2 separate regions of the Homo sapiens genome follow, and region 1 is linked to region 2. Evidence: chromatin loops called from intact Hi-C (ENCODE). Cell type or tissue: PC-3. All regions are shown on one strand.

Region 1 (8,000 bases), 89 kb after region 2:
ACTTTCAGAGCATAGAGCAAAGACAGAGACTGGATCTAAGGAAGGCCACATTGGAAAGGCAGGGGCAAATACAGAGTGACTATGCTTTTGGTGGGGAAATGAGTCCTTATTTTATTATCTAATGTATAAGAAGAATAACAAAAATATTCTTCATGAAATAATAACATGTCAGATTTCATCTTCTAAGGTTGGCAACTCTTAAGTTTTTTTCTGCTATCCCCAGATAACTCTCTCAAAGAAACTGCATATTTAAAGATAGGCCAGGGACAGCCTAGGGCTGATGGTGAAGGACACAATTTTCACCACTTTTCTCACTCTGTCTTCTGTAAAAGGGAGTTGTCTGACTAAGGAAAACAAGGAAAATTAGAGAACAGTGTGGACAGAGATTTGCAGGAAGAAGGAAGTTTCTCATCAGAATGTTTCAGGGTTTGTAAGAAAAATCAGCAGTTGAAAACATGACATGAATCCAGTGGCACTAAAAGTCTTTACTATTGACCTGCTACATACCTGACATCCCTCACAGCTATGCCTTCCTTCAGGTCCTTTATATACACATGCTTTTTAAACCAAGTTTTTAACCACAAATCAATAAGATTAAAAATAAGTCATCAGACATTTAATGAAGTCATGATTAGTTATCAACATGATTACTAATATGCACTGGCTCAGCAGAAAAACATTTATTCAGAGTGAGATTTTGAACAAATTGGTTTTGATAAGATAGGAGGCTCAGATGAGTATTCCCAAGAGAAGATATCTGGAATAAATACCATGCAGAAAAATGAAAAATTGAAGTAGGCCTTTCACTCATATGGTAATTTTTATCATCTTGTTTTTCTCAGACAGTATTTCTCAAATCAAGTCACAAGAGTTTCTCCGACCAGTAACAACATGTAAAAATATCTTCTGCTGACGTGAAGTCATTTTTTAAAGGCTAGTACAGTCATCTACTTAAATCTGTCTGCCTGAACCACTGCCAATGATACTCCTTTATCCATGGTGATAAAACCAATTAACAGTGCTTTAGGGGAAATTCTCTCCAAATTTAACTAAGGCACAGAGTTAGGGGAGTTGCTATCCCAGTGCCAAATTGGGACTGAGAGCAGAGGCAGCTCTGAAGCCTCAGAACTACATCCAGACAATGCATGGCTGTGGGAGCATCTGAAGGTGTACCCCAGGGCATATCTTCCCTACTTCCTGTCCTCAAACAGACCTGCCAAGACACTGCACCCCAGGCCCCACACACCTTCCCTGCCCCATTATCTCACCTGAGCCCTTGCCAAGAACAACATATTGTCTTTTTCATCCCATCGGAAAATTCTTGTTTATCAAATCTGAAAAATTTTGTCTTTGGAAGGTACATACCTTCTGTCCTACATAAAGACTATATACTGATAATAGTTTCTGATGGATAGAACAGGACAATCCCAAAATTCCTATAGCAAGCAGGAAGTGTGATGGCAAGAACAGAGAATAGGCCCAGGACAGGTAGTTCAGAGGAGGACTACAGCAGTTATCCTATTTCACCATATTCTTGGGATGCTTCCCTGAGAAGCAGGTATGGAGAATGGGAAGAGGCTGCCAGACTTCCCCTGAGGCAGACTTTTATCTACGAGCTGACCTCCCATGGTGGTGATGAGAAGGGCCAGAACACAGATGAGCTGCCTCCCATCCATGCTCTCTGCCCAACACAAGGAGCCTCAACCCACACTGATCACAACACTTCAGATGTGTCTGATTGGCAGCTAGGAAGGCCCAGTTACTTCTCTATTTCAAGTTACTCTGCCTCTGTTCATGCAGCTTAAGCTTTCATTACCTTTTTGGTAAATTGCAAATTCATAGTGCTTTCCCTTCCAGCCAATCAAATCTTCAACATGTAAATGTTTTTACTGGGTCAATTGACACATTGATAAATTGAAGTTCGTAACTGTTCCATGGTTAAGAAAACATTGTTAAACATCTCTGAAGTTTGGAGAAATTTAGTTTGTATGATAATAAAAATAAAATGCTCAAACTCTTGGATGTTTCTGATTTTTAAAATATTACTTCTGATACATACTTCTAATTGACACTAAATATTCATTCTATGATTCCTTAGTAATCAAAATATAGGTCTCAGTTGAACACTTAATAGAAGATTCTATTTCTCATCTTCCCTTGCAGCTAGATTTAGTCATGTAACCAACATCTGGCCAATAAAATGAAAGTGAAATGTTATGTGAGACTTCTTGTAAGTCTCCTTTAAAAAAAACTATGGATATAATGGCTAGTGCTCCAGCCACCATCTTGGTCCACCATGCAATATGCAAAAGAAGCCTAGAGCAGGAAGTCAGAAGGAACCAGGGTTCCTGATGGCCATGGCACTGCTCTACCAGTCCTGTGCGCCCTACCTCCAGACTTGCAGATAAATAAAACTATTGATTACTGAGGATTTTCTGCTGTATGCAACTAAATCTAACCTTAACTAATACAGAACCCTTCACCACCACCATCACCAAATACGGAGCACCTTTACTTTTTTTAAGCAAAGGTTTTTACTCTGCTTGTTCCTATATGAGAAGCCACAGTAAATTTGACATTCTGCCTGGGGTAACATTTTGTAGGGAGAGCTAGATCATGCTTGGCAAGGCATTTGCCCAAAGTTGTTCTTGGGCCAACCAACTCACCACAGCCATACTTCAAATTAGTTTATACCAATCATTACCCTATATTACAATCCATTGATTTGTCTTCAATTTCTAAAGTAGAATTGTTTAATCCTTTCCTTAGATAAGTGTAACACACACATCCTGGCCTCTACCCACAAATATTTGCAAGGACATGGCTGGATGTTAATACTGATCAGAGTTTGTGGCTATTGTCCATGTTGGCATGAGCAGTCAATGGCAAGAAAGGAGTTATCAGACGCTGTAAACTGTGCTTTTCACCTGAGTAAATAGTCTCTGATTTCTAGACCTATTCATGCAGATGCTTGGAACTGTAGTGCCAGCCTAGAGAAGTGGCAGCCATCACTGGGAGAAATAAGATTAGGAGAAACAAATAGGAAATGGGAATATCAACTAAAGGTTTGCAGCCAGCTTTCTCTGGTTGCCTCAGATTCTAGTTTTCCCAGAAAGGTTATATCTGGGTGAGCACCTGAATTTGTTTTCTATTTAATGGTCTATCCTTTTTTTAGTCATAAAATAAATATGGGAAGTCAAAGTCTACACCATTCCTTCTGAATCACCCCGATCCAAATGTCATTGGTGATGATGTTAATTCAATATTTGAGTTAGGCTAAAAGACACTGTTTAAATCATACTCATCAGATTATGACTTGGTGTAGAGGAATTTAAATATCCCTGCAGCAGCATAACAGAAAATAAACTTCTAATCCTGCCAAGTGAAGGCAAACTGCTCTTGAGAATTAAAATGTATCGTTCTTGAAAAGAATATTTTCACTTACCAACTAAAGGTGATTTTAGATATTTTCCTGATTAAAAACCACATCAAGCACACACAGCCTTATGTTTGGCACAATTTTCTTTAGTTTCCTTAATTTCGTAGTTAATGATTTACCTAGGAATATTGATGGCCAAATGGGAGGATGAACAGAATGCTGTTGGGAAAGATCAGCACCCACTCAACCTCTCGATCCACCTATTTCCCCAATTTCCCTACCAGAGTGCCCACTTCCCCAGGAATCTGAAACTGCTTCATATTTGCATTTTGGTGAGTTGCTCCAGACCTTCAAATCTGGTGTAGCTACTTGCCAGTGCTCTGCACTGTATGAGTTCTACTCATTCAGGAGGGCCACCTTCTCTAAAAACATAAAAATTAATTATAGTAATATACTCAGGAGGGGGTGAATTATCCTAAGAAATTTCTTTGGTCCTCTGTATAGCACAATCTTGTATTTGAAGTACTTTTTCTCCATATCCTTTGATGATCAGATTAGTCCTCATCAGAACCAAGTTTCCTGGAGTTAAAATTAACTTTGTAATTCCTGAAATTCTCAAATATTATTGTTTTTATTAAATGTCTATACTAAGTTTTAGAATGTAAGACCTCCCTAAAGACTTGCAATCTTGTAACACTTCTGAAGGAAAAGGATTTTGGAATTATTAGGCCAACTCTCTTAAAATTTAGATAGATGAGAATACATGTTAAATTTTTAAATAAAAATTTTATAATGAGATTAAAACCTTAAGCAGTGATTTTTTTTAATGAAGTTTTAAGCATCTCTGCTTAATGGTTTGGTAAAGAAAGAGCATCTCCCTTAAGATTTTTGACCTCTTTTTCCTGGTGTTCTTTCTCAGTCTCAGAAATTTGGACTGTTCAAGTAAACAGTCTACCACGATGTTGGTTCTGGTTTCTGCACTTCAGTAGCTGCTATTGTTGCCAAGAGTATCATTTTTCCAGTGCTGCCTCAATCTCCCTTGTAATTTTATTGATTCAAAACTAGGTTTACTGACGATTTGAAGTGCTAGTATTACACAACCCATTAGCCATATTCAGCCACATTATCTCCATTCAGACTAGATGACTGCTATGTAAACAGCAAAACATTGACTACTTAAAGTCTTTCTCATCATTCTTTACACTAGCCCTGTATCAATCAAAAGCTATACAGAGAAGATAATTTAAATCTTTGGTAACAGTAAAGAAGCCAATTTCTCTGCATGTGAATAAGAATCAAATTATACGGGTAACTGAGGAAACCTATTCTGGCTGATGTGAATAGTAGATATAAATGCAGAGATTCTCTTTACTGGCTTCCCTGACTCCTTATTTTATAGTTTGTTTTTGTTTTTGAATTTTGTCTAGGGTTTCCCTACATCACTAAATTTCGACCATCATAAACTCATTTACAAACTTTACATATATACAAAGTACTAGTTTCCTAAAATGTACCCAACTCTTACAGGGCCACATTCATGGGGGTTTTCTTACCAAGATTCCCTATCATCCTAGTAACAGACTCTCCAGGGATTTTGCTATCTGTTAAAACTTGGCCCTGATAGTTACATTTCAGAGAGCCCCTGCTTTAGGAGAGACAGACAAATCATGGATATAACCTGGTTTTTCCCTCCCTCTTTTAAGGTGATTTGCTTATCTCATTTATACCTAAGTTGATTGACAGAGATTGTATCTGATGATAACATTTCCTTTCTCATTAAGGAACAAAGATGTTTATTTCCATTATTTTCTAACAGAGATATAAAATAAGCAGTAAAAAATGTATTGACATAAAAATGTATTGACATAAAAAGTTTATTTCCATTATTTTCTAACAGAGATATAAAATAAGCAGTAAAAAATGTATTGACATAAAAAGTTGATTGACAGGTTGTATCTGATGATAACATTTCCTTTCTCATTAAGGAACAAAGATGTTTATTTCCATTATTTTCTAACAGAGATATAAAATAAGCAGTAAAAAATGACCCTGATAAAGCATAGAATGTTAAGGCAAAAGAATATTGCATATACTTGTCCTGTATCTTAGTTATAGCCTACAGAAATCATCCTTATCTTGTGGAAATAGAATGGCTTAATCCACGCCTTCTTGACTATTTCTTAATATTTTGCTAGGTCCATAGGCTCAGCATGTGAGGAAAAATTGTAACTTGCCATGATGGCCACAAAATCCCCTTGGTTTGCTGAGGCATGTCTTAAGGTCCCATAAGTTGTTGAGTGCCTAATTTCTTAGCTTTCCTCTACTACAAATCTGAACCAAGTAATAAATAGAACAGAAGCCAAATGTGAGTTAAAATTTGTTACCCATTTTATTCCTTTGCAAAGTTGAATTGTAGGGTATATCTTGGGATTGGTAGCGAACACAGAGACCTCTTACCACCTTTTATAATTTCAAGCCTAGATCTTGAAGTTCACATATGGGAAGAAGTGAAACACAGAGCATCTTGAGCATATCAGGCATCAAAGACCTAAGGGAAACAAGGATTCTATCCTGTCTGAACCTAAGAGTGAAGAGAGAAATCCATCAGGCTGGAACATAATTGTCCAGGTGCTAACCCCACTCAATCAGAATGAGGCTCTTGTCAAATTGTGTGTGCCTCTTGACAAAGAGACAGTAATGAAAACAGTAGGTAGAGGGACCAGAAGCATTTCACTAATACTGACTCCACCTGGGCAGTAAAGTGAACATTTTCTCTCATCTATGGAAATGCGAGATGCATTGCACTAAACCATTTTCCCTAACAAAAGAAGAACAAAGCAGAGTGTTGGAAGCCAATGAGTTAAGAAAATGAAATATCAAGTAGGCCGAGGTGCAACTTGCAAAGAACAAAGGGATACCAGAGGTCAATTCTATTAGATATTAGCAGCATGCCTGCTGGCTTTGGAAAAAAAAAAAAAAAAAAAAAAAAAAAGCTGTAGATAGGTGGCCAGTTGCAAAATCTGGTCAGAAAAAGTTTTGTTGGTGGTTTTTGTTTGTTTCTTGTTTGCCCAGACACAGTACAGTTTATTTTGTATGGTTGTTGCTTGAATTTGAATAACTTAAGCAAGGCATGTTTCTCTACTGCCTCAGTCACCATCACTTCTTGTTATCTATTCCAGATTCAATCCACCAATATATGTACTTATCAAACTTCCATAGGCATTGGAATTGGTGACTCCTTGCCTTTAATGAAACATACTACCACGACAGAAACTTTTATTTATTATGCAATACAACTGGTTTTCCCTGTTGACTGAAGAATTCTTTTACTCAATATATTAGATTTCATTTTATTATTTATAAATTATTCATAACCCAATGTGTTGTTCTAGTTTATGCAGTGAATACATACTGTTTTTAAGGAAGGCCTAAACTTACTTTTCCTCCAAGAAAAATGATAATCTACACCACTGCCCATTATCAATGTCATAAAATAATGCTCACAAATTACAAAGAATGATTATTAACTCCTTCCTGCTCCTGGAAATAAAAGTCAGTTATTTGGGTCTCAAATGTTACCTTCCCTTGCCATGAAATGCTGTTAGTCACACAGAATGTGGTAGTCAAAACCTTTTTTAGCAAACATTTAATGCATGGTTATTACATGGTTATTAGTGCTATAATAGTAAATAATTCCAACAGATTTCCTTCTTTTGACTGCAGACATTTGCCAGTATCAATCAATATTTAAAATGAAAGAGGGAATATCCAGAGCCTATAAGGAATTCAAGTCAACAAGACAAAAACAAAAATAACCCCATTAAAAAGCTGGCAAAAGACATGAACATTTTTCAAAAGAAGATGTACAAGCGGCCAGCAAACATATGAAAAAATGCTCAACATCACTAGTCAGAGAAATTCAAATTAAAATGGCAATGAAATACTATCTTACACCAGTCAAAATGGCTACTATTAACAACTCAAAAAACAATAGATATTGGCATAGATGTAGAGAAAAGGGAACTCATATACTGTTGGTAGGAATGTAAATTTGTACAACCTTTATAAAAAACAGTATGCAGATTTCTCAAAGAACTAAAAATAGAACTATCCTGATCCAGCAATCCCACTACTGGGTATCTATCCAAAGAAAAATAAATCATTTTGTCAAAAAGACACATGCATTTGCATGTTTGTCACAGCACTATTCAAAATAACAAAGTCATGGAATCAACCATGTGTCCATTGATGAATGACTGGATTTTAAAATGTGGTATGTATATCATGGAATACTATTCAGCCATAAAAAAGAATAAAATCATATCTTTTGCAGCAACATGGATGGACCTGAAGGCCATTATCCTTAGTGAAATGACTCAGAAACAGTAAGTCAAATATCACATATTCTCACTTGTAAGTGGGAGATAAACAATGGGGACACACAGACACACAGAGTGTGAGAGAAAAAGAAGATAGAAGCAGAAACAAGAGATAGAGGGGAACAAGGCATAGTTGGATGACAGCTTTCCACTTTTTCATTGCACTGGAGTATTCTCTTCTGTCAGTTCCCCAGATATCTGTCTAATAATTTCTACTTTTTTAGTTTAAACCAGCTTGCTTT
Region 2 (8,000 bases):
TATCCTCTCAGATTGAGGGTGGGTCTGCCTTTCCCAGTTCACTGATTCAAATGTTACTCTCCTTTGGCAACATCCTCATAGACACACCCAGAAACAATGCTTTGCATCCTTCAATCCAATCAAGTTGACATTTAACATCAACCATCACAGGGGTATTAGAGGTGTAAGTCACCATGCCTGGTTATTTTTTTTTTTTTAATTTTTTGTAGAGACAGAGTTTCATCATGCTGGTCTCAATCTCCTGGCCTCAACTGATCTGCCCGCCTACGCCTCTCAAAGTGCTGGGATTATAGCTGTGAGCCACCACACCCAGCCCTTTTTCTTTTTTTCTGTAGACCTCCTCAGTGGACATCTTTTCAACAATTTGACTGTGAAGATCATGAGCACATCATCTTCTTTGTATTTATCCTGCCTGAAAAGAGCTTGGTATTATTACATATGTAAGTTTATGTTTTTTTATGAAATTTTGGGATATTCCAGCCATTATTTGTCCAGTATTTTTCTTATTATTTGCCTATAATATTATTTGCCTTGTGCTTTAAGTCCAAAAGTTGTATATTTTAGAATCTCACTCAGAATAGTTACCTCCTTTCAAGGGTCAAAGCTTCTCAATTTTGGCTTGATTTGGGTCACACTTTAGTGTTATCAATTTTTGTCTTAAATTTTGTGTACAGTTCATAAATGTTATCTGTGTCAGGATTAGCCTAATGCAAGCTGCGCCCCCATTACCAAAATCTTTGGTTCTATTTTAAAATTCTTTTTATAATTTTTTCAGATGGAGGCATTTCTCAGTTTCTTCTAACACATATATTTAAAGTTATGGATATCATTCTAAGTGCTGCCTTAGCTCATGCCCATAAGCATTAATATATAATATTTGTATTAAATTAAAAGTACATTTTTATTTCTGTCAGTATTTTCAAATTGTTTTTCATTTTTAATTTTTTTGTGAGTACGTAGTAGGTGTATGTATTTATGGGGTACGTGAGATGTTTTAAAACAGGAATGCAATGTGAAATAATCACATCATGGAGAATGGGGTATCTATCCCTGTAAGCACTTATCCTTCATGTTACAAACAGTCCAAGTACACTCTTTTAGTCATTTTAAAATGTACAATTAAGTTATTATTGACTATAGTCACCCTGTTGTGTGATCAAATAATAAGGCTTATTCATTCTTTCTATTATTTTTTGTACCCACTAACTATCCTCACCTTACTGTCTTTCCAGGCCCCAATACCCTTTCCAGCCTTTGTTAACCATCCTCTAGTCTCTAGGTTCATGAGCTCAATTGTTTTTATTTTTAGTTCCCACAAATAAGTAAAAACAGGAAAATTTTGTCTCTCTGTGCCTGGCTTATTTCACTTAACATAATGATCTCCAGTTCTATTAATGTTGTTGCAAATGACAGGACATCATTTTTATGGCTGAATAGTACTCCATTGTGCGTATGTACCACATTTTCTTTATCCATTCATCTGGACTGATGGATGCTTAGGTTGCTTCCAAATCTTAGCCATTGTAAACAGTGCTGCAACAAACATGGGGGTGCAGATATCTCTTTGATATACTGATTTCCTTTTTTAGGGTATGTACCCAGCAGTGGGATTGCTGTATTGCATGGTAGCTGTATTTTTAGTTTCCTGAGGAACCTCCAAACTGTTCCCCATAGTAATTGTACTAATTTACATTCCATCAACACTGTAAAAGGCTTCCCTTTTATCTACAGCCTCACCAGCATTTGTTATCGTCTGTCTTTCAGAGATAAACCATTTTAACTAGGATAAGATGATATCTCATTGTAGTTTTGATTTGCATTTCTCTGTTGATCAGTGCTGTTGAGCACGTTTTCACATACCTGTTTCCCATTTGTATGTCTTTTTTTGGGAAATGTCTATTCAAATCTTTTGCCCATTTTGATTAGATTATTAAATTTTTTCCTGCATTAGGAGTTTGAGCTCCTTATATACTCAGGTTATTATTCATTTGTCAGATAGGTACTTGGCAAATGTTTTCTCCCATTCAGTGGGTTGTCTCTTCACTTCATTGATTGCTTCCTACACAGTACAGGTTTTTAACTTGATGTGATTCCATTTGTCCATTTTTGCTTTGATTGCCAGTGCTTATGGGGTATTGCTCAAGAAATTTTTGCCCAGACCAACTTTCTGGAAATTTTCTCCAATGTTTTCCTGTAGTAATTTCATAGTTTGAGGTCTTAGATTAAGCCTTTAATCCATTTTGATTTGAGTTTTGTATATGGTGATTCATTATTTGAGTTTTGCATATGGTGATGCATTATTTGCATATGGATATTTTCCCAGCACCATTTATTGAACAGACTTGTCTTCTCCTCAGGGTATGTTCTTGGCCCTTCTGTCTAAAATGAGTTCACTCTAAGTTTATGGATTTGTTTCTGGTCTCTCTATTCTGTTCCATTGATCTATGTGTCTGTTTTTATGCCAGTAATATGTTGTTTTGGTTGCTGTTGCCCTGTAGTATAATTTGAAGTCAGGTAATGTGATCCCTCTAGTTTTGTCCTTTATGTTTAAGATAGCTTTGGACATTCTGGGTCTTTGGTGGTTCCATATAAATTTTAGGATTATTATTTTCTATTTCTTTGAAAAATGACATTGGTATTTTGATAGAGATTGCATTGGATCTGTAGATTGGTTTGGGTAGTATGGACACTTTAACAATATTGATTCTTCCAACCCTTGAACTTGGAACATTTTTGCATTTTTTATTGTCCTCTTCAATCTTTTTCATCAGTTTATAATTTTCATTATAGAGAATTTTGCTTCTTTGGTTAAATAAATTCCTAGCATTTTAATTTTATTTGTGGATATTATAAATGGGATTACTTTTTAAAATTTCTATTTCACATTGCTCACTGTTGCTATACAGAAATACTACTAATTATTGTATGTGGATTCTGCATCCTGCATCTGCCAGTATTTTAAAACTGAATCCATGAAATAGAAGAGATTTAAAAATTTTTAAACATACGGCAATATTTTAGTTATGATTTTGTTATTCATTTCTTTTTTTTTTTGAGATGAGTTTCACTGTGTTGCCCAGGCTGGAGGGCAGCGGTGCGATCTCAGTTTACTGTAATCTCTGCCTCCTGGGTTCAAGCAATTCTCATGTCTCAGCCTTTCGCGTAGCTGTGACGATAGGTGGGCGCAACCATGCCCAGCTAATTTTTGTACTTTTAGTAGAGACAGGGTTGGCCACGTTGGCCAGGCTAGTCTCAAACTCCTGACCTCAAGTGATCTGCCTACCTCAGCCTCCCAAAGTTCTGGGATTACAGAAATAAGCCACTGCACCCAGACTGTTATTCATTTCCATTTTAACTTTAGAGAACATACTCTATATGATTTCAGCTTTTTGACTGTACAGGGTCAATTTATTGTGAAATTTTTGTGTTTGTAAATAATACGTAATATGTAATTGTTCATGCAGTGTTCTAACATGTATCTACTTAGAAAAGTTTGTCAACAATGTTGCTTAAGTATTCCTTATGTACACTGATTCGTTTGTTTGCTTTTCTCCTAGATACTGAGAGCACTTTGTCAAAAGAGCCCATGATGATTGTGGATTTCAGTATTCCTCCCTGAAGGACTCTCAAATTTTGTTTTACATATTTTTAGGCTATATTATTAAGTACTGTTAAATCAAGTTTAGCCTAAAGCTGCCTCCTTACATATTTAAGTTTGGCCTAAAGGTTTCTCTGTACATTGTGAACTATAACAAGCGGAGGTGTAAACAGACCATAGCCTACACTTCTGCCACTAACTGATGTTTGGCCAATCAATGTAGACAAGTGTTTGGATCGTGTTCAAATAAGGCAAACACTGAGCTGTAATCAATCTGGCTGTTTCTGTACCTCATTTCCATTTTCTGTACCTCACTTCCCTTTTTCTGTCCATAAATCTTCTACCACGTGGCTGCACTGGAATCTCAGGGCATACTCTGGCTTAGGAGGCTGCACAATTCGCAAATCATTCATTGCTCAGTTAAACTCCTTTAAATTAAATTTTGCTGAAGTTCTTCTTTCATCAGACAGCATCAGAAGTAGGATCCCAAGTAGAGCTTCTAATGACCCCCGAGAGCACTGAGCAACCAAGCAAGCTACCCGCCAGGCCCACTGTGTCCCTTTCTCTCCCAGAGCAGCTGGGGAGCCTGGTATTCTCCTGGTATTTGGATTCTCTGATTCCAAAGCTCCACAGATTTGTGTTTTAATTTTTGCTGCGGTTATTGTTTGTTTTTTGAAATGGGATGTCACTCTGTTGCTCAGGCTGGAGGGCAGTGGTGTGATCTTTGCTCTCTGCAACTTCTGCCTCCTGGGTTCAAGCAATTCTCCTGCCTTAGCCTCTTGAATAGCTGGGATTACAGGCACCCACCAACATGCCCGGCTTTTTTTTTTTTTTTTTTTTGTATTTTTAGTAGAGATAGGGTTTTGCCATTTTGGCCAGGCTAGTCTTGAACTCCTGACCTCAAGTGATTTGCCCGCCTCAGTCTTCCAAAGTGCTGGGATTACAGGCATGAGTCACCATGGGCCAGATTTGTGTTTTGATCCAAGTTTCCTTGAACAAATTTCTGATCCAAACTGGGTTTGGAAGTCATGACAGAAACTGGACTGGGTCCAGGATCTGATTGGCTCCAGTAATTAACTGGCTTGGATCCAGTTAGAGGCCTCTTACATCTGAGTGAGTCAGAAAGAAACTGGTTGTAAATGGCAATGGAAATTCGCAGAGATTTTTGTGTTCTAACCTCTTGTTTTCATTTTTACTGTGTGCTCAGGCAGGAAAAATATCACTGTGTGAGGTGATCAAGGTAACCTGAGAGTAAAGCCAATATTTGAGGTAAAAATGGGATCCTTAATTTCTGAAGAAATGAGTTCCTTCTGGCTTAAACATGCATAAGTATTCGGCCCAGGAAGCAATGAAGTCTTACAGAAATGGCAAAATCTTACTAAAGATAACTTACAGTGGAACATTCCAAATGAACAGCACTGCACTGAAGTGTATTTGAAAATAAGGGCTCCCCAAGATTGTGCCACTGTACTCCAGCCTGGGCAAGAGAGCGAGACTCTAAGAAAAAAAAAAAAAACCCGCAAACAAAAAACAGAAAAGGAAAAGACGGGCTCCCAAATTAATCTCATCTAGGGATGCCTATTGATTTGCAGAAGCTTCTTAAAAAATTTTCAGTATTTTTATTTAAAAACTTTATGAAAGGCAAATAAAAACCTTAAGCGACTAATTGGTTAAAAAAATGTCTACTAACCTTTGGCTTAGTTACTACCCCAATCCAAAGGAAACAAGACTTCACACCAATTGGCTGACTTTGGGTAAGTAGTGGGGTACATTTTACTTGGGTAAATGGTGGAATTGGATTGCAGGCCCTCCCCTCAGTAAAGTCCCTCTTGGTTAAAAAGGGATTTGGCACTATGGGATGTTAACTGCTATTCTCTTTGGATTAATCTGCCTTGCACTTTTTGCTGATGGCTATGGGTGACAGGATTAGACATGTATAGGAATGAGACATGGGGAACATTTTTCTCCCCAAAGGGGAAAAGTTGAGAGCTGATGGGACTGCTGGAAAAGATCCCTTTTATGACTGACAAGTGGCCATCTGATCTTTAAATCAGTGTTGCTGCAGTGGGTAGGTCTTTCTCTGGCCTCCCTGAGATCTCTGCTATACCTACCCCAACACAGGCAATGTTTTCTCTCTCTTTTTCTCCTTTCCCTTTTCTATCTTTTCTGTTACTCAGGGTGACCATCTTGCCCAGAGAACACATGCTGAAACTCATTTAATCCACTTTGAGTGGACTAAAGATGACGGAGCCCAACCAGGAACAAGTTTAAGCCTAACCAGTTGATATTGGGCACTAAGCAGAGTGGTTAATGTTTTGTCACACGTATTTTGCCCTGGCTAGAATGGAAAATGTTAATTTGGGTCTCCTATGTAGTCGGTTGGGTGGCAACTTACAAAATTGAGAGATTGCCTATGGTTCCATGAAACCAAAAAAGATGATTTTCCTTTGTGTTGTGGCTTGGGACCCATGGCTCTGGAGCATCTAGCAGGGTTGCTACGGCCACTCAGGGAAGGTCACCCAGAAACCTGGCATGCCAGCAAAAGGGTAAGGATTCCTTACCAGTCAGAATTCTGGCCTCTCTCTCTGTGCAAACTGGTTGTAGCAATGGTAAAAATCACTGTCTCCTCCGCAAAGTTTTGATTAATTGGAAGAAAGGATTTGTGAGGCTAGTCTTAAGCTGTAGCAAATCTGGCATTCTTTGTGCTAAAAGCTTGTCTTTCTGCATTGTTCCATCATAAAAAGGGGTACCATAGGATGGAATGCGGGCCTAGGACCCCCATAAGCTTGCTGTTCAAGCCAGCTTGGCAAACTGGTTAGTTACAAACTTTGCTGCAGGTCCCTGAAACAAAAAACTGGGTGAGGATTTCCTCTCGTATGTCCTTGGGAAAAACAAAGGCGGTGCCACATTTTAGAGAAAATCTCTATATTCCTCATGGAACCCCAGGAATTGAAAGTAGATAGATTTCCCTCAACATCTAAGACTCCGTTTTATTTTTCATTGTGGTATTTGATGTTTTTTACTTGGGCAGGGGGTGGGGGTTGTGGGGACATCAGAAATTACTTCACATTATCAGAGAACTTTGGTGTGTAATAAGTAGGTAGGAAATAAACCTTTAGGGATGGCAAGTGACAGTTATGGGGGAACACTCTGCTCTTTCCACGTTTGGATCAGAGAAGCATGCTCTTGGCCACCAAGAAAGTATAGAAATATCCTGACCCACACTGAGATAAGATTCCCATGGAGGATGGGCTGATTGCAGAATGGGCTGATCAACAGCACATGGTAAAATCATTGCACTGCCTTGTTCAGCATTTCATTTTTGGGGATCCAGGATTCAGTATGAAAATGACTCCCAGAATTTTTTGGGATCTGTTTTGCCTTCCAGCTGTGACTGCTTATTAGGCCCTAGAAACTACATGTTTTCCTAGCTCTGTTCTTCTAAGGACACCACCCTGAATCCAGTAACCTAATAAAGAAACTTAAAAACTGCAAATGAAAAATCTTACAATTACTAGATCTTCTGTCTCTCTGTGTTGTTATATGTGTTATGTGTGTAATGTTTATATATGAAAGAGTTCTGATTAATTGGCTTAAAAACAATAAGTGCTTAAATCAAATATTTTGTCAGAAAAATACAACTGTGATGCCTTTTAGTTCACCTTTGGGAAATAAAGAGTTTTCAAGATCATTGGTAAAATAAAGAGATTTGGTCTAAATTAAGCAGGTCAGATATTAGGTTTGCTAAATGCTTTAAGGAGATAAACTGCTTCTTTGGCGTTTGAAAATTGTTTAAATCACCTGCTTTGGAGCCATTAGATTCTAGGTAAGGCCTGGGGACATGTGAAGTTAGCCAAGCCCCATGGCTATGCTGGAAAGTCAGACTTTACCTGCACTTCTATCTGGTGTCCTAAGCTCCACACCTAGTACATAATTAAAATCATTCACTTACCTGGTTTTTCACCAAAAATTAAAATTGCCAAGAGTTAACGTTGTAACATATAATTGAGACTACTGAATAAACAGTTTTAGTTGCAAGGTATGTGAGGAAAATGAAATGTACGTTTGATAAAATATTATTAGAAGGCATGGGAATGTGTTTTTTGTTTGTTTGTCCAGATTCAAGGGTTAAAGGATTGTTTTAAGTTAGATAGGATAAAGCTGAAGGTTTAAACAAAGTGTAGAAAGTTCATGAGAAATTAGTCGTGTAAAAGAAATTCTGTGTGTGAATATATTGGCTAAAGTTAAAGGGGTATTTTTCATTTTTTTCTGTAAATTGAACATTAAAAGCACAAACAAGGTTTTCTTAGGACACTGATCTGCTCTTTAAAAATTTTGTAAAATGTTATAAAAGGTTTATGAGAATCTCACATGGTCAAACTGATTAAGATTGGATAGATTT

Evidence for each region. Hi-C counts contacts between places; a loop is a spot of excess contacts. Peaks named below come from ENCODE experiments on the same cell type or tissue, not always from the same donor. Only the 100,000 strongest peaks of a DNase experiment are listed, where the experiment ranks them.
Region 1: a loop joins it to region 2, with 3 times the contacts of the local background. A loop is called at or near these places in 2 of 110 quality-filtered maps.

What each region holds. Positions count from the first base shown.
Region 1 is chr5:110,965,206-110,973,205 of GRCh38, forward strand. No RefSeq gene overlaps it. Among named protein-coding and RNA genes, the nearest start is that of TSLP, 100 kb to the right of the region's middle. In PC-3, no CTCF peak of the experiment used is centred here; DNase peaks (open chromatin) are centred at 536 and 3,246; H3K4me3 peaks cover 893 bases; H3K27ac peaks cover 5,047 bases.
Region 2 is chr5:110,875,973-110,883,972 of GRCh38, forward strand. No RefSeq gene overlaps it. Among named protein-coding and RNA genes, the nearest start is that of SLC25A46, 140 kb to the left of the region's middle. In PC-3, no CTCF peak of the experiment used is centred here; a DNase peak (open chromatin) is centred at 4,639; H3K27ac peaks cover 2,014 bases.